Regions from separate parts of the Mus musculus genome. Here region 2 is linked to region 1. The links are chromatin loops, found by intact Hi-C in ENCODE. Cell type or tissue: left cerebral cortex. All regions are shown on one strand. Each heading gives the region's core, and the rest is flanking DNA. Links, peaks and the distances in the headings are about the cores only. Region 1 holds the start of Stk24 (serine/threonine kinase 24). Region 2 overlaps Stk24 (serine/threonine kinase 24).

Region 1 (9,101 bases), core at 1,518-6,517:
TCTTCGTTACACCTTTAAATCATCTATACTTGCAAACACGAGGGTCTCTTAAATTCAAAGCCTCGAGACATGCTGAATTAACTCCAGCCTTCTTACATATGTGACTTATCTAACTTCGTGTATTTTAAACTTGGAGCCATGAACTTGGAGCCACATGAACCAGTGGGCTGTGGAATCAATTCAATGTTACAATCAGCTTCTCCCCCCCCACCCCCAACCCCCACTACTGCAGTAGTGACTTACAAGGAGCAAGAAACAGTGCTACACTCTGAAGCTTTAATTTCTGGTCCTGATGCCAAGTCTCTGTCTTACAAGGGTCACAGCCCAGAAAGGCTTTAAAAACGGCTAGCAGAATTCTGTGACAGAAATGTGCAGCCTGCAGAGGTAGACTGCTGCAGAGGGCTGGAGTTTGGTTCCTGTAGCTCTTCTTCCAACCTCCCAGGACTCCTATATACCTGTATCACATGCTACATACACATGTGCACACAACATACTTTTATACCAAAGAATTTTATAAGCAAAAAGCTAATTCTTTTAGATCCCTCAACCCCAAACAGGGTTTCTTTGTATAACTTACCTAACCATCCTAGAACTAGCTGTGTAGACCAGGCTAGCCTCGAACTCAGAGATCCACCTGCCTCTGCCTCCCTAGTGCTGGGATTAAGATCTGAGCCACCGCTTGCCTGGCTTGCATAAAGCTAATTCTTTTGCTCCATGATTTAATGGAAATTCAAAGCACTAGATAGGTCCCTCCCACCTCCAACTAAACTTTTTTCACTGGAACCAACATGGCAAAACAGTGAATGTTCCTGAAGAAGGCAGGAAGGACATAACAGCCACACTCATCTACTGCAGTCAGCTCAGAACGTGTTTTTTCAAGACAGCTACACTCCAAAGACCAACCAGGCTATCCTCGAACTCCGAGATCTGCCTGGCTCTGTGTCCTGGGACTAAAGGCACCTGGCCGGGTCTTACTTTCTAGTTCTCTCACAGACTACAAAATAACCCAAAGAGGAAAGAAAATCCTTAGAAAACCTCATCAAAACAGTCAGGTATACAGCCTTCAACTCCTCACCAAAGATCATTAGAGTCGTCAATCAATCACAGCCACTGAGTGAAAAAATCATTCATCTTATATTTCTTTCTTCAGCAAACACAATCTAAAACAAAATGATATATATTATTTGCAAAGGCAGGGCGAAGACCTGGGTTCTAATCACTGTATGTCATCTAAAATGCTACCTTACCTTGGTCCGTTCAAATACTCTCTCATTCACAAAGCTATAAAACGGTATCTTCTCTTCATCAGTACCAGTAATAGTCAACAGATATAAAGTGATTACAGGCCATAAAGTCTTTATTCTAAAGCATTCCTGAATTCTGCTTTTTTTTCCCTCGGGCTGTCTGAATCTGCACTTCTGCCTTGCCAAACTTTGTGCACTTCTTCTGAGACAGTGTCTCAGCATTAACCTTGGCTGGCCTAGAACTCTCTAAGATAACCCAGGCTGGCCTTGAACTCTCTAAGATAACCCAGGCTGGCCTTGAACTGACAGAGATCCAGGAGGCCTCCACCTCCTGAGCGTTGGGATTGAAGACAGCCACTACCACACCCGACTTGTCAAACTAACCCAGTTCCTCCTAAACCCGAGCCAGGACGGACAGGGAGTTCATAAGCACAGCAGCAATAGGGAATGCCTCTCTCTTCCTCTCCAGTTTTACCCTAGAAAGAGTCAAGGCCAGATCTGCCTTTCATGTAATCCTCAAAACAGCTCCCAGGGAGCTGCAGCTCCTGACTCCAAGTTGAAAATAAACGCGCTGGTTTTTCTTTTCTGGAGGGAAGGGAAGGAAGGAACAGTCTCCAATAATACACCAAAAATGTATCATATGGTTTGAAGACATACACAGGGGCGGGTACGACTGTGGGAAGCCACTTTTCCTCCTCTGAGGAACCAGAACAGACAAAAAAAATTAATACTAGTAAAAAAAGGTTATCGTCTTCACACCAAAAAGCAAAATTAAAACATCTTCCTTTCAAGAACACGTATGAAATACACTTTTTGGGTAAAGTTATTGAATTTTTCTTTTTCCCAAAATGAAGATTTTTTGGCCCATTCTTTAAAACAAACAGAAGCAGAATCCAGCTGGGAACCACTTGGTACTGACCCCACACACTGCCACATTAAGTATCTTTTCAAACACTTTCTTTTACAAAGGTTGGGGCTAGTGAAGAGGCTTCAGGGTGGAGCCAGGTAAATCACTATAGCAGCCAGAATGAAGAAAACGTGAAGAAATGTGCCACGAGGTCCTTCTGGCCACAGGTAAGAAACTGTCACCCAGTTGACCCTGATGTCTTGTCTCTGAAGTCAAACCAAGGCAAGAGTTGCAGGAGGCCTGGGGTGACTTTCAACTAGCGGCCAGCACCATCAAGTTTTAGAACGCAGGCAAGGTGAGACTCAGGAATACTTTGAGAGCACTTTTCCAGTGACACTTCTCAATTCCAACTTTATTATCCCTTAAAAATGACTCAAGTTCTAGTGGCCACTGAAGTGGTAACTTTGAATTCCTATTTTTCCAGAGTTCAAAACCGGGGCCAAGAAAACCATTTTCCTTACGTGGTATGGAAAGAAAAAAGAAGAAGAAAAGAGGGATAGGAACTATTTTCAGAAGTGGCAGAAGCAGTAAGAGGCAAGCAAGGTCCATGCGGCTCAACCCTGAAGCCAGAGAGAAGGCGCCTGCTGCATCTATAAACTGATAACCTTGGATATTCTGAGGTGTTTTGTTTTTTTTTTGTTGTTGTTGATTTTTGTTTGTTTTTTTTTAAGCAAAACTCTTCCGTTCACTTCCTTGGGAAAGCAAAACTTTGACTGGTCTTGCTATCTTAATCGCAATCATTATGTCTGTATTTATTATATACGCTCACAAACTTTACAAGTTTGAACAGACAAGTGATTGTTTTTCAAAGTGCAGAAAACCATCCTCAATAGCAAAAAAAAAGTTCGTGCATCCATATAAACTTGAAATTCAACTCCGTCCCCTCACCGCCCCCTTCCCCTCCGAAGAAAAAGTCACTGGCAGGCTAAGAAGATACAAAGTGTGCACCAAGAAGCCCGCTAGCACACAGTTCCTCTGGATGCCAACCGGTCTCAAAGTGAAAGTCCAGCAGCGGAGTCCTGGCACCCGAGGGATGAACCTGGGCTCTGCACACCAGGGCGCTCGCGGAGGTGTGGGTTCCGCCTCCCGAGTTTGCAACCTCGCACTTTCCGCACCAGAACTACAGGCTCCGATGCGAGGTTACATCTTCCTGCACCCCGCCCTGCGGCCCGCCCGGACTGTGACCAGCCGGGGCGCGCTCCCGCCCTGCGCTCGGGTCTCCCGCTTGAGGGGTCTGGGGAGGGACTTTTGCTAACTGAGGACGGACCCCAGAGTGCCGCTATCCCTGTCCCAGGCCCACATAGGGCCCAGGCACCAAAGCGGGGCCTCCAAGGACACTAGTTCAGACTCCTGCCCGGGATGGGCGCTCGGCCTGCGCGTCGGACTTGGGGAGCGCAAAGCTCCTGCACCCCACCTCGGCCCCAGGCCGCAGACCCCAAAGCCCCTCCACGTGCATACACCCGAGATCCCCGCCGCCCGAGTCGGCGAAGATCCCGGAGAAGCGGGCCCGGCTGGTTGGGGGGAGGGGGGGCGTGTTGACACCGCCAAGTTGCCCGCTTCCGCCCTGGCCGCAGCCCGACCGGGCCACCCCAACCTACCTGCATGCCCGGCAGGCCCGACTGCACCGGGGAGTGGGCCATGGCGCTCGGCGCCGCCACTTCCTGGCCCGGGACGCGCGGAGCCGCGCGGCGAGCAGGCCCGGGGCCGCGCGCAGCCCTCGGGTGGCGGGGCGGGCTCTGGAGCCCGAGGCCACCGCACCCCGGGGACGGTCTCAACGAAGGTTGGCGGGCCGCGGCCCCATACACTGAGCCTGGGGCGGGCAGTGGGGGGCGCGGGGGACGTCTCGAGACTGCGGCTGCTTCTCCAGGGATCCCGTCGCTGCGCCGCCGCGGTGCTCAGGTCGAGCCGGGCGGCCTGGGCCCGCGAGCGCTGGCCGCCTGGAGCCGAGTGGGCGCGCACAGTCCGCCGCGCCCCGCCCCGGCCCGGCCCCCGCGCCCGCCCCCGCGGCCCGGCCGGGGACCCCGCCCCGCGCTTCCGGGAGGGGGAGGGGGAGGGGAGGAGCCGCCGGGCGCCCTAGGCCGCAGTCGCGCCTCCCTGCGGGCGCGCAGGCGGGGTCCCCGGGGCCCGGCGGGCAGGCGGGCGCTCTCGGGTGCTGTGCGCCGGGGTCCTTCGGAACCGCGGGGTGGGCCTCGCGCGCGGAAGAGAGCTGAGTTTGGGGGAGCGAAGAGCACCGCCCACTCCTACCCTTCCCTCTCCACCCGCCCTGGCCCTCCAGAGGCCAGAGTCTGCACTCGGGGTGTCCCCAGAGGGGCCTAGCCTGGGGCCTATTCCAAAAGCCCCGGCCGGAGCGTCCTCACTGTACGAAGTTTCCAGCCAGATCAAGGAAGAAACCCCAAGGGTAGAGAGGGCGGTTTGTGTGCACTGCCTTGGGTACTGAACTCAGCCTCGCCTGGGCCGCCGGCTGTGGAAACTTAGCTGGACAGAGGAAGGGCTGGGCCCCGCCATCTCTGCGCTGCGCACAAGAAGGGAAAAGTGGGGTGCGGAGGGGTGCTGGAGGAAGGGAAGACAATAGAAGGAAACCGCGTCCCGACTCTTACCCAGCCCTCCCCTCGCTTCACTGCTCCTAAGGCCGTAGGCCCTCTCTGGGCACCAGCTCTGCCCTCCTCCTAAGCTGCCGCTTCTGCAGCAAACAAGGAAGGATGGAGTGAATCCATGCGGTTCCAGGAAGTACTTTATTTACAAGTGGCAAATAGGAAGTGGTCTAAGAGTCAGAATCGCTGTGTCTCTCGCCATAGGGACCCTGAGGCCTCATTCAGGAGTGCCCGCTTTGCCCCACAGCTGTGCAAGGTTAACCATACAAAATGAGTCCCCAAGAGTTCAGAAATAGAGGACGCATAAATCCTCGACTAAGGTAGAGAAGAGATTATTCTCTGAGGTGTCCTTGTATTCCAAGAACACAGGCTCCCTCTGGGTCCTGCATCAGAAGTTAAAGTAAGCCGAATACCCTTTGGAAACCTAGCCTAGGAGACCTCCAGGATGCTAAGATGTATTAGAAGGCTTGCATGATTACTCCTGGTCACCTGACTGAGATGCGTTGCCACTTCTAAAGAGTAAACTGAAAACATTAAAAGTATGAACCCATATAACCAAGAGTTTATGTGTTCCCTAAGCAGAAGAAACCTAAAAAGAAAAGAAAAAAAAATGGAGTACTTAATGAATACAAGGGAAAATGATCAAGACCATGAATCTTGAAAAGGCATATATTATTCAACCTCAAATTCTACCTAGAATAACATGAAAGAATGACCAGAAATACAGGAGTCTCTACCAAGAGGCAGCGACTTTCAGCCTTGGAAATGTCTGATTACATAAAGAGTACTTTCTTACTACTACTACTTCACCAGGTGTGGTGGCACAAGCCTTTAACCCCAGCATTTGGGAGGCAGAAGCGGGCAGATCTCTGTGAGTTCAAGGCCAGCCTGGTCTATATAGTTCCAGGACAACCAGGGTTATACAGGGAGACACTTTCTAAAGAACATGACCCCCCCCCCAAAAAAAAAAAAGAAGAAAAGATATTTTAGTAGGTCATGTTTAGTAATTGTGATAATGTCCCTCAGAGGCTCATGTATCTGAACACTTGCTCCCCAGTGGGTGAGTGCTATTTGGGGAGGTATAAGCAACCCAGCCTTGCTGGAGGAAGAATTCCTGGTGGGAGTGATGGTGAGCTTTGATGTTTCAAAGCCTTGCCCAGTGCTCTTCTCTATGCTTGGTGCTTATGGTTCAAGACCTGAGCAATCAACTTCCTATGCTGCTGTCATGCCTGCCAAGCTCCCCTGCCACCACTGACTCTAGACCCTCTGGAGCAATTCACCCAAATAGATACTTTGTTATAAAAGCTGCCTTTGTCCTGGTGCTTTGTCACAGCAGCTAGGGAGATGTAACTAATGCAGTAATGTAGAAAGATAGTTTTATTACATAGTGTCAGGAAAATATAGGATACAAAACAATAATATGTAATCTGAAGTCCTAACACTAGGAGGTAGAAACAGGAAAATCAGGAGTTCAAGGCCAGTTTCTCCTACATACTGAGATACAGACCAATCTGGGCTAGGTGAGACCAAAAATAATAAATAGGTAAATAAAAAATAAAAAGGGTAGACTGATCACAAGCTACTGGAATTATACATCTATGCACAGAAAAAAAAGTCCAGCTATACACCAGGATTTAGCAGTGATTATTATTCCTGGACTTAAAAATGGTTTCTTCAGTCTCTGCTAACCTCCACCTATGAAGACACCATGCTAAAATGTGTGCTTAGGATCAGCACAGTCAAACCAATAGCATGACTGAGGACGAAGAGAAAGGGGACAATCAGAAGTGTTGGAGAACTGTTCTTTGACCAATAAACTACAGAAAACTTGTAACTGGCTTTGTTGAGCTAATTTTCAGTATCGAGGCCACAGAGACTGAAGTGCAACATGACATAATTTACAAAGCTAATCAGTATCTCCTTTTATACCCTAACACAACATCTCCTTTTGTACCCCAACACAGATGAGGATCAGAACTTGTCACTTCCAACAGGAACTGAGTTATCCGGACACCGCGACTGGCTTTTGGGAGCTGGCTCTCTCCTTCCTCGTACCCTTCTTGTTCCCTCGCTGACTGAAGCTCTCTCCTTCCTCTTACCCTTCTTGTTCCCTCACTGGGTGAACTTTACTTCTTAGACCGTGTTGAGTACTGTGCCTGTGGAAAGAGAGGAAGTCACACAGGAGTTACTGGTTCGGCTGCATCCTTTATTGGTATTACCCAACATTCCTAGGCCAGTTGATCCCTCCTTTCCTTGTTTTCCCAGAGCAAAGATGATTGACAGGACAAAAGTGCAGAATCAGATCCTGCCCAATGGCTAATTATATTCATTCATTCATTCGTTCATTCACACATTCACTCATACCTGTTTTAAATAACAACTACATGTCAAGCCTACAGTACAGGCTTGGGCATGCAAACACTGGACCCTGGGTGCTTCCCTAATGCCATCCTACAGACCAGTGTCACTAGATTCTAATTTTGGAAGTGTACAATACAAAACTTGGGGTTATAATAGCTGCCTTTGCAGCTGAGCGGGGAAAAGGATTTCTCTGCCTCCTGTTACCATTTTCTGCACCTCCAATACATGATTATGACAGATTGTAAACTCATAATTCCAAAAGGAGAGACTGTGAGGGGGATCCATAAAGATTATACTTATTTCCGGTCTCCATGGATACACTAATACATCAAATTATTTTCATCCCCTTCTTTGCCTTTTGTGTCACTTAAAGACATGAGTTGAGCAACGAATTGTGCTCTTGACATATATTCTGGGCCACACAGGACATGACTATATTCCTATACAGAGCCTCTTCCGCACAAGGAGCCCCCGTTTATCAGTCACCCCTAAGCCAATTCTGAACTCTGCCAAGCTTGAGGAGTACAGCAGAAATCAGGAGTTCAGTACTCAGTCCCGCCCTTGTCTTCCTGAGTCAGAAAGACAAACATCCCTAAACACCACTAGACACCAGGGTATTAGCAATTTAAATGCACAGATTAAAGACAGGGACTTTCACGGCAAACTCTAAGGAGAAAAATATGAATAGATTGGTAACTAACAAACAGCAACTTGATAAAGTCTACATGTCTAGTAGCTGGCCCCAAATTATCAGCATCTGTACAAAGAAGCACCTGTCTTTGTCGGGTGACAGACAAGGATGCTACACCAGTTACATAGAAGAATGGTGTGAGTAAAGCATCACACAGTGGCCAAGGAGGCTCTTACAGGACATCACTAGGGTCACCTTTATTCACACCCCACATCAGTCTGTCAGGACCGCCACCACAGAACATCAGCACACTACAGAGGTGGTGCCGGAAGCTGGGAGCCACAGGTCGAGGTATCGGCTTCTATGGCTTGCAGCTGACAATCACCCCCCACCTTCCGGCTGAATATGCTTATCCCTATCTCCCTTTCCAGAAGGACACCAATCAGAGCAGATTAAGTTTATCCTAACACCCTCATCTTACCTTCCTTCCTTAAAGACCCCCATCTACAAATCCAGCCACAGTTCTGGGTGGTTTTCTGGGTGTCGAGGGTTAGGACTTACATTCTGAATTGCAAGAGAAGGGTAAAACTTGACACAGGCTCTCTCCTCTTACCAGCCCTCTTCCAGGGTTCCTCCCATCTTAGCTAGTTGAACAAGCCAGCATCCTCTCTTTGAGGCTATGGACCTCCTTCCACACTCTCACTTCACGGATCTGTGGGGAAGGATTGCTTCATCCTTCCTAGGGTGTAGTTCTGTAGTTTTATCATATAGGGAAAGCAAGGTGCTACCCCCCAGTCCTGGAACCTCAGAAAGTTTGTCTGATGAGTACTCCAAAGGCAAAGAAGTCACTTAGGGTGTCTGGCACGAATGTCCAGGGAAGGGGTTAACAGAACCAGGGGCCTGTAAGCACTGGTTTCTAGGAAATGAGTTCAAATGAGATTTTTCCCATCAGCACCCTCTTTGTCTATGTGTGGCTACATTATGCACAATGCACCGTCTCAGGAGAGCAGGGTCTCGAGACCTCACTCATCCAGCCAGGGGAAGACTTTGGTTGTGCTAAGGAACCGCCAGCTGTTCAGAGGCACCTGCTAGGGCAGGCTCACTAGAAAAATTCTCCTGTGAGATTTTCCTCAGCAAAGAGCCAATTAACAAGGCTTGTCACACTCTGAACAGTGACCACTTGACCCTGCCAATCAACTTCTTAAGGCTTCAGTACACAAAGACTCATCAAGTGCTATGTGTGTGGGTTTCCCTCCCTCCCTCCCTCCCTCCCTCCCTCCCTCCCTCCCTCCCAAGGCTGGGTTTGCTCTCCAATAGATCCAGAAAGGACACAAATGAAATCATCCCCCAAGAGTGATGTCATCTAT
Region 2 (9,101 bases), core at 1,606-6,605, 84 kb before region 1:
CAGGCTTTGGGGGGTGGGGGTGGGGGGACAGGTCAGAGGTGCTGACTGTAGGCGGGCCTGATGCTGCAAAAGAGTTAGATCCTTGAATTCAAAGAGGGTGGAAGGAAACCAACTGCTGAGAGCTGTCCTCGGATCTCTGACCACAGTGTGCACACATGAGTGCACACATCACAGAAATGCACACATCACAGAGTGCACACATCACAGAGTGCACACATCACAGAGTGCACAAGTGACACCTTACTATTCCAAGCAGAAAACAGAATGCAGGATAATAAACAGACACCCTTTCTGGGTGTGGTTCTGCTTTGCTCGTGACAAACCTCTTTTTAAATGAAAATCTGATGCCACTACAAGGAAATTCAAAGTTGTCTTTTCCTTTACACTGTAACACATTGTTTCCTTTAAGATTCAAATCAGGGCAATCTTAAAAAGATATTGTCTCCTCCTCAATGGCCTCAAGACTGGGGGCCAACAAGCAAACCATCTTTATTTTTTATGCCAAACAGTAATGTCTATTCAACATGGAGGCTACGTGGCTAAAGCCACGAGGTAGAGACAGGAGCTAGGTAGCTCCTAGACACCAGAGCACAGGTTTCTAAGCAATGTTCTAAGGAGGGCTTTTGAGTCTACTACACCAAAGACCCTGGTATCTGAACATGATCTTGGTGTGACTGAGGCTGTCTCTCTCTCTCTCTCTCTCTCTCTCTCTCTCTCTCTCTCTCTCTCTCTCTCTCTCTCTCTCTCTCTCTCTCTCTCCTCTTTAGACTGCTGCATGTAGGTGTTTTAAGGCATCTTGCATTTCTTTGGCAACGGCTACAAATACAAAGCTCCATGTTCCTTTCCAGACTCAGGTCTCCCATTTGTAGAATTCAGAACAAGACTTTTCCCTCAGGAGAAGCCCATGGCCCAAGGGACAACAGAGCAAGAATGAAAAACCCCAGAGATATACCAAGGTGCAGTCTGTGACAGTTCCTAGTCTAAGAAGCCGTGCCAGCACCACCAGGCTCCCCTCCTGCAATCCAGCCCAGCCCAGGGCCGGTTACCTCTGCAGCCGCTGCACAAGCTGTGCCACCATAGTGTCTGAGATCCCAGGGCAGGCCTCTTCCGCCAAGTAGATGGCTCCCCGCAGCTCTTCTATTGACCCCAAGTTCCCTCCGCATGCCTGGCTCTTCTCTTTCAGCTGGAAATGCACACAAGAGCAGTGTCATACACGGGCACAGGGCTGGGCAGCAACCACTCCAGGAAGAGACAAATAGGCCCTGCCAACACTGCCATGCCAGGCTGACAAGGGCCCAGTATGAGCTCTGTGGCTCACGAGTCACTCTGGGTCCTCATCTTCTGTCTCTGTAAGCAGTTACATACACAGTGACTCTTCCAGACCAGAACACAGGCAGGTAACTGCACACCTTCACACATGAGTTTGATGAACACTCCACCACTTTCTCTCCCTTGTGCAGCCTTCTGCTCACCCCTGAAAGTGTCATCAATGCCTACATGTACAACTGTGGCGTCACTGGGCAGCTACAGTGTGGGTCACCAAAGCTTCGTTCCTGATGGTTATGGGCTGGGTGCAAACTTCAGGCACATAGCCTTTGGGGTCAAGAGTGCTGCCTAATGTTCTCACATACACATGGCAACCCTGAGCTCTGGGACTCCACCACACCCTCCTCTGCTCTCATGAGTCATAACTGTGATTTAAGGCACCTCCCCAGCATGAAGACCAACTTCAAATCTGTTTCCTGAATGTAACCTTAGGTGTGGAATATCCCAAAATCTCCTGCTTCCATTTGTTAACAAACGTTTTAGAAAATGCTCAGCTTTGGTCCCACAGGGTGTTAACCTTAGGGTAGCAGTTTCCTTGTCCTGTCTCTGAGGGACACGTGGAGGGACTGGCTAAGGCAGGGAGGGCCACATAAGCACACTTCCAAGCACAGGATTTGGAGATCTGCAATCTGCCACTCACCTGCCTCTGACCTGACCTGCACCCAGGTATCTCGAAGCAGAAGCAAAGACAAGACAGGAGAACCGGGGCCCTATGCTTCTCCACGACTGCGCTAAACTCATGTCCGCTGAGCTGATGATTATCTAAAACGAAGGGCGCTGAACACCCGACTCTAGTTCTCACCCTAACCACAGGGCACACTGGGAAAGCAAAACAAAAAAAGATTTCCCCCTTCGGTTCTAGAACTTCCAGAGTATCATCTCATTCCCAGTGGATTTGAGGTGGCTACTGAGGAATGATTTCAGGAAACAATTTAAGCCAGTAATAACCTATACAACTTCCCCTAGTCACCTGCCTGGCTTACGGAAGGCAGGGCCCAGGGCCAGCAGTCACCATGGACATAATGCATGTAGACTTGAGACTGACTCTGCAAGTTTTAATGCCTCTAACTTGTACTGACTGGCAGCCATCCACAGAAAGTCAGCCCTGGTCCCCTCTTCCTCCCTTCCTCCCCTCCCAAGAATAACAGCCAGGGATCTTACCTCCGCAAACAGAGGAGAAATGATTGTGGATAAACACTGAGAGAAAGGCCTCTTTGGGATATCTTTCATCTTAGGGAAGGAAAAGAGAAAGGAGTCGTTAGAAACAGGCAACAATTCTACCAAGGATGACTGGATTCTCTCCCCTGAGGAAACAACTTCTGTTCATGATCTCTGAGGGAAGACTCTACAAAGGGGCTCCACCCATGAGCCCAGTGCATGGCACCAGGAGTGAACTCCTTAGGCACGGACACATAATGCTCTGCAGGTAGGAAACCCTAGAAAGCTGAAGCCAGGTACTCCGTATGGCCACAGTGAAAGGCCCAACTCCCACTCTCTGAACCGATGAGCTCCTCAGGCCCATGAGGCTACACAGATGGACAATGACAAACTAATCGTAGTGGAAACCCACCGCATCCACATGAAGTCTATATTCAGTACCAAAAGGAACATACTGGTCTTTAAGGGCCTGCAATAAAAACTGCCCCAGTAAAAATCAGGGTATCTTGAGTAAATCCAACAGCTACTTCTGGAATTCTCACACAGGAAACTTCACATCCAAGCCCACCTGTGGTCGAGATCAGGAGGACCCAGTGTTGCACACAAGGTGAAGATACACAATTCAGCCCTAAGTAAGCCCGCACCTCAATCCTAATGGTCAGACAGAACTCAATCTTTAACCTGTCAATGCCTTAAGGGGCAGATGCCGCTCCCACAGCAGGCTTACTGTGGACAGATTCCCCAGCGCCACTGGCTGGTGGGCACACGGTACCTTATTTCTTTCCAAGTCCGAGAGCTGAAGAGTTCCGTTCTCCAGATTCTTGGGATCTTTCTCCCGGATAGTGAAGATCCAGTCCCCAGAGTCGCTGCCTCCAGACGCCTGGCCATCTGTCTCCCTTGGAACAGAAATCCTACCAAGTTCACCAACACCAGGCCAGGGGCTGCACTGCCCAGACCACCACCAGCTCCATCACTCCTGCTGCTGCCTCCAGCACACAGTGGCCACACCTCTCCTAAGGATCCGCCTGCCACTTCACTATTAGTCCCTTTGGGGCCTCAGTGTCTCCGCAGGTTCCTCCTTCTGGCCATGACTCTAAGTTTGTACTCTCTTTTGCCCTCCCACCCCCACCCTGGCCACAGCTACACACACAAAAAAAGCTCACCCCCACCCCCACCCCCACGAAGCAGGGCCCAACTCTCTGCTACAGGCATGGAGAGCCTGGACAGGGCAACTTACACGTCAGAGTCCTCCGAGCTGGAGTCCTCGTGGCTCTGCTCCGCCTTCCACCTCTTGTACCTGTCGATAAGCTCGGTCAAGTAGGACGTTTTCTTTGCATTGCGGATTATGAATTTGTGCTTCAATAATTCCTTAGCAGTGGGCCTCTGGAAAGCACACATGTCGAAGTCATCACCACGAGAGGACATTTCCTCTTCACCCCACTCTATCCCACACAAACAGACAAGACTGCTGGGTTAAAAAGCCAGACCATCGCACCACGGGGCAGCCCTGGATTCTGCTTCAGAGCCTGCTCCTAACTCAGGCTTTCTGGAGAAGTCATTTCATACCCATGCCCAAGCATATATGGGCACAGGGAAAATGGGAGAGAGTTTCCAACAAAGACTGAAGCATCCTGCCAGAGTAGCTCACCAAAGAAAAAGAACTCCTGCAAAGAACTCCACAAAGAACTTGGTGAGTACTGTCTGAGAGAGCTCATCTTGTTTTTCTTTGGTTTCTCAGCATGAGTGCTGGCTAAGGGAAATACACATTCTTTATGATCTCCTATAGTGTTAGGCGAATACCCTAAACTGAGTTCACAGATTCGACTCATCTCAGAAGAGGTTGGGACAGGAGTTAGGAGAGACCTGACTGGCTCCTGGCTCCTGCCTCGGTTCCCTCACTCACCAGCACTCCCCACTTAGAAAAGTAGGTCCGTGAAGCCATCACCACGATGGTGACAGGGACCAACAGCTTAATCCCCACCCAGCACGGCACAGCTCCAACCAAATGGCATTAAAGAGTGTAAGCGGCTTCCCCATCTACTGGCAAAAAGTTCCCCAAGAAACAGAGTGGCCCAACTAGGGACAGATAGCAAAATCACAGAGATGCCAGGCAGGCACACCCACAGTGATGTTTGCTCCAAAGAATCAAGAATAGCATTTTCTTCTAATGGAAATCTCTGAGAGTCCTCCCGCCCCCATCTTTTGGCTGTGACGCTCCAAACATCCCAAGTGTTCTCAGCTTTGCAGCTTTCACATGTGAAGGTCCAGGGGTAAGCCAAGGTAGAGGGGTGCATGGTGGGAATAAACGGTACTGCACATGCTTTAAAAAAAGATGTGAAGCCGGGCGTGGTGGCGCACGCCTTTAATCCCAGCACTTGGGAGGCAGAGGCAGGCGGATTTCTGAGTTCGAGGCCAGCCTGGTCTACAAAGTGAGTTCCAGGACAGCCAGGGCTATACAGAGAAACCCTGTCTCGAAAAACCAAAAAAAATAAAATAAAATAAAAAAATAAAAATAAAAAAAATAAAAAAAGATGTGCACATATTTGGGTCTCTCTTCCACCACATTGTGTGGCACCATGGTGTAACAATCAAACATTGACTTAGCATGCAAGACCACACCCACCACCTGACCCAATAACCAAATGCAACCTGCTAACCTCAACCTGCAGCCCCTGGTGGAGCCAAGACAGTGTTTTCTGCCCCTTTTAATCCCTTTGCCAGAACGGGCTCCTGTTGATAACCATATGATGCTCCTGTGTCATTCATCTTTTCTCACCATTTTCAGACAAGAGCTAACGGGGACCCTCTCCATGAGTATTCTTCAGGCTCAATGAAGCTAAATCTGCTCAAAGAAACCCAAATCAAAGCTACGGCATGGAGTGCTACATGTGACAACACACAGGCTACCTTTCTATTCCAAGAAAAGCCCCGATTCTCAGAGAACAAAGAGGAAAGCTCAGAGTAGCTAAGGGCATGCATGGGCTTTGCCACCTCTAAGTAAACACAGAGAGAAAAGGCGGGGCAGTGGAGGTGGGCGACTCACGTGTACCCCGTGTGTCTGTTCCCTAGCACACAACAACTAACTGGAAGCTGACCATTTGCTTCCTTTATTTTGAGTCTACCCGCTGCTACTACTGAAGTAGCTTCCTAGTTGTACAGCCTGACTTTTCTCTATAAATATTAAAAATTGACCATCCTACCTATTATACTAAGTAGAATATTCTTCAGGCTCAATGAAGTAAGGAGATGCTAGAAAATCTAAGATAAAATAATTACATCTGAAATCCCTAAAAGACAAGAGGATGACAAAAGGCAACAAAGAGCGAGCGTCCGTAAAGAAACGGGGCAGTGGTGGTGCCCAGAACTCAGGAAGCAGAGGCAGGCAGATCTCTGTGAGTTCAAGGCCAGCCTGGTCTACAGAGAGAGTTCTAGGAAAGGCAGAGCTTCAGAGAGAAACCCTGTCTCAAAACAAATAAGAGGAAGGAAGGGAGGGAGGGAGGGAGGGAAGGAGGGAGGGAGGGAGGGAGGGAGGGAAGATAGATAGATAGATAGATAGATAGATAGATAGATAGATAGATAGATAGATAGATAGATATTGAATTCATTTGCCAAGACTAGAGAGAGAGAGATCAGGGAGACAGCTGGAAACAGTGTCTGGCCCAACCCTAACAGAAGAAATGCAGACCAAGATGAGACTCCAGAAAGGTGCACACTCACAAAGCTGGGCTCCTTGTTCAGGCAGGCCTCCACGAACTCCTTGAGGGGTTTGCTGTAGTTCCCTTCCAGTGTGGGAGGGTTGTTCTTTGGGATGAGGAATAACACCTTCATGGGGTGCAGCTCAGAATGTGGTGGCTCTCCTTTGGCCAGTTCTATTGCGGTGATGCCAAGGGACCAGATGTCTGCCTGCAAGGACAAAAGCATGTTAAAGACGTGAGACACATTCAGACAGGCACAAGGGAGGGGAAAACACGCGCGCTTCAATCTCAGGTTCTGAAAAAGACCACTATTCTGAACTAAGAAACACAAGCCAGTGGCATAATTTTAACACAGGAAACAAGTGGACAGATTTTATGTAGCAAACACTACATACAAATACAAAATTGCTACAGTAGCGATCCAGACTGGCCACCTCTGTGGCAGGCAGCAGGCCTGTGTCAGGTTTCCAGCAGCAGTAACAGGAGTACATGAGCAGGAGGAACTTCACCCCTGGGCAGCACCTGGTACTACACACTGCTGCTCAGACCTAGTGGTCTCAAACAGCAGCACTATAATCAGGGTCTTAGGACACTAGACAGGCAGCTTTCCCTTAGCCCTGCCCCCTTGATTTTCACGAGGGAGGTAGTTTCAAGGGTGTATAAAGGGACTGCATTACCACTGTGCCCACAACTCAAAGCATTATTGCTTTGTTTGATGGCATTTGCAGTGCTGGGAACTGAACCTAGGGGCTCACCCTAGGCAAATGCTCTTATCAGTGGTAGAGAATGTTTATTATAAAAATGGTCAAACACACAGACATGGACATTAATATAACCATACATATGGCACACAAAGGTAATCACTGTGATCACTTTCATATAGACTTTGTTAAGTATAGTGACTTGTAATCACAGCACCCAAGAGACAGAGGCAGGAGGACTGCCACAAGTTTGAGGCTAGCTCAAGCCATATACACAGCAAAATACTAGAACTATATACAGCAGGATCTTATCTCAAAGAAAGAATAAACAGACAGACAGACAGACAGACAGACAGAAGCTATCTTGACACCTGCCACCCCTCACCCCCGAGTACTTCAATATGCCAGCCAAACAGGGCTTGTCTGCACCCTGACACTGAAATTAGCAATACTAGCAGTAGAAATGGAGCTACTGAACTTGGAGCTTTCCCAGGCCATGAGCACAGCAGCTCTCGTGTGTGGTGCTAGGCAGCAACCGATGGCCCATTTTCCAGACAGCACTGCTACCAGAATGAGCAAGGGGGAAAAAAAAGTACGTCCAAGTTCCAGTGAGTTTTTCAAGGAGTATCTACAATTCTTTAATATCAAGTAATACCTGAGCCTTTCCAACTGCTTAAAAACCATAAAAGTTTCCAGAGCTGCTTTATCTGAATTAGGATCCAAAGTCCACTTGCCCCATATGATGGCTACGCTGCCCAGGTCCTTTAATCAATAGCGGTCTCTATTGCCAATTTCCCCAGAGCCTTTAAGAATGAGGTCTCAAGTCCTTACTCTGCGTGTCATTTCCCTTTGTCCTGGTTGGACTTGATAAGCTGGAAGAACCTCACTCAATGGAGAGCACGCCCCGTCACACTGACCTACAGGCAAGCCTTTTTGAAGCATTTTTTCTCCTGATTAATGATTGATGTGGAAAGGCCCAGACCACTGTGGGAGGGGCCATCACCCCTGGACAGGTGGCCCTGGTATGTGAGAAAGCAAACTAAGCCAGCCAGGAAGAACCAGCCAGCAAGTGGAATCCCCTATGGTCTCTGCTACAGCTCCCATCTCCAGGTTCCTGGCCTGACTTCATGAGGGACTGTACATTTTAAGGTGAATTAGCCCTGTGCTCCCCAAGCTGCCTGTGGTCACTGCAGTTACCACAATACTAAAGCCTTCACTAAGCACCCCTGACATCTGATGTGTTTCTCTCTCAGTGTGTTCCCAGCTAAGGCCCTGCAGGTTCTGACTTGAGACTCAGACAGACTAGGCACTGGGACAGCCCTGCTCTCCAACTGCCCAAACCCCTGTGTCGGACTGTCACCTCTGTGCACGGTACGTTCCTTAAATGCTCACTGTATGAAAGGAACACAAGTCTCAGGCCAACTTTACAACAAGCAGGGCTGTCAGGAGCTCAACACGTGTGAAACACGACAAAACGGGTTGGCAAAGAAGGCATGGGGATGGGGTGGAGAACGGCACCTGCTCTTGTCATTGCACCATGAACTTGTCACAAGTCCAACACTTACGGCACAGGTGGCAGGAGAGGCCGATGAAGGGGACCAGGGGACCAGAACAATCTCCAGCCTTTACCTGGAGTACCCTTGCTTGCTATTCTCCTGAAACCTTGTGAGCACCAGAAATCCCTGCCACATCACCTCAGTCATCACCATGAAGGTGGCTAGAAAAAGGGAGAAAGCCACACAGCAGGAAGAGGAGGACTGAGGCAGGCCTGACTCACGTGCTCCCACTGTAGTCCTCGTAACTACGGCACCTACTCCCATGCTCTGAGGCACAGCCATGTCCCACCATGCATCAATGGGGCCCCTGGCAATGGCTCTCCATCCAGATCTCCAGACTTCACACACCCTGCTCAGCCTTACAGGTTACAAGGCCGGACAGTCATGGTCTCTGCCTGAGGTTAGCTGCGCTCTGACTGCACAGCAATCCTGCAAGGAACTGTCTCTGCTTACTCTGTCCCCGGTACACTGAGTGACAGCCCTGGGCTGCAAAGCAACCTGAGATTCCTCTTTGGAACATCCTGAATACAACCAGGAATAGTGGCAGGCCACTGTAACCCCAGCTCTGAAGGTTGGTTGGCAAGAGGAACTGAAAGTTCAAGACCAGACTGGGCTCTCTAGTGGAGTCCATCTAAACCAAACCATGAAGTATTTGAACCCACACA

What was found. A loop is a pair of places that touch in the nucleus more often than their neighbours do. Peaks named below come from ENCODE experiments on the same cell type or tissue, not always from the same donor. Only the 100,000 strongest peaks of a DNase experiment are listed, where the experiment ranks them.
Region 2: a loop joins it to region 1, with 2.3 times the contacts of the local background. A loop is called at or near these places in 10 of 42 quality-filtered maps.

Annotation. Positions count from the first base shown.
Region 1 is chr14:121,375,149-121,384,249 of GRCm38, forward strand. Stk24 (serine/threonine kinase 24) reads right to left here and starts at 4,082. Exons shown (of 11, transcript NM_145465.2): 1 at 3,750-4,082. The coding sequence starts at 3,791. In left cerebral cortex, for the core only: a CTCF peak has its summit at 4,412; DNase peaks (open chromatin) are centred at 3,335, 4,226 and 4,639; H3K4me3 peaks cover 2,419 bases; H3K27ac peaks cover 2,038 bases.
Region 2 is chr14:121,290,934-121,300,034 of GRCm38, forward strand. It overlaps Stk24 (serine/threonine kinase 24), which reads right to left. Exons shown (of 11, transcript NM_145465.2): 6 at 6,202-6,387; 7 at 3,722-3,867; 8 at 3,257-3,380; 9 at 2,488-2,556; 10 at 1,047-1,183. Among named protein-coding and RNA genes, the nearest start is that of B930095G15Rik, 47 kb to the left of the region's middle. In left cerebral cortex, for the core only: no CTCF peak of the experiment used is centred there; a DNase peak (open chromatin) is centred at 4,647.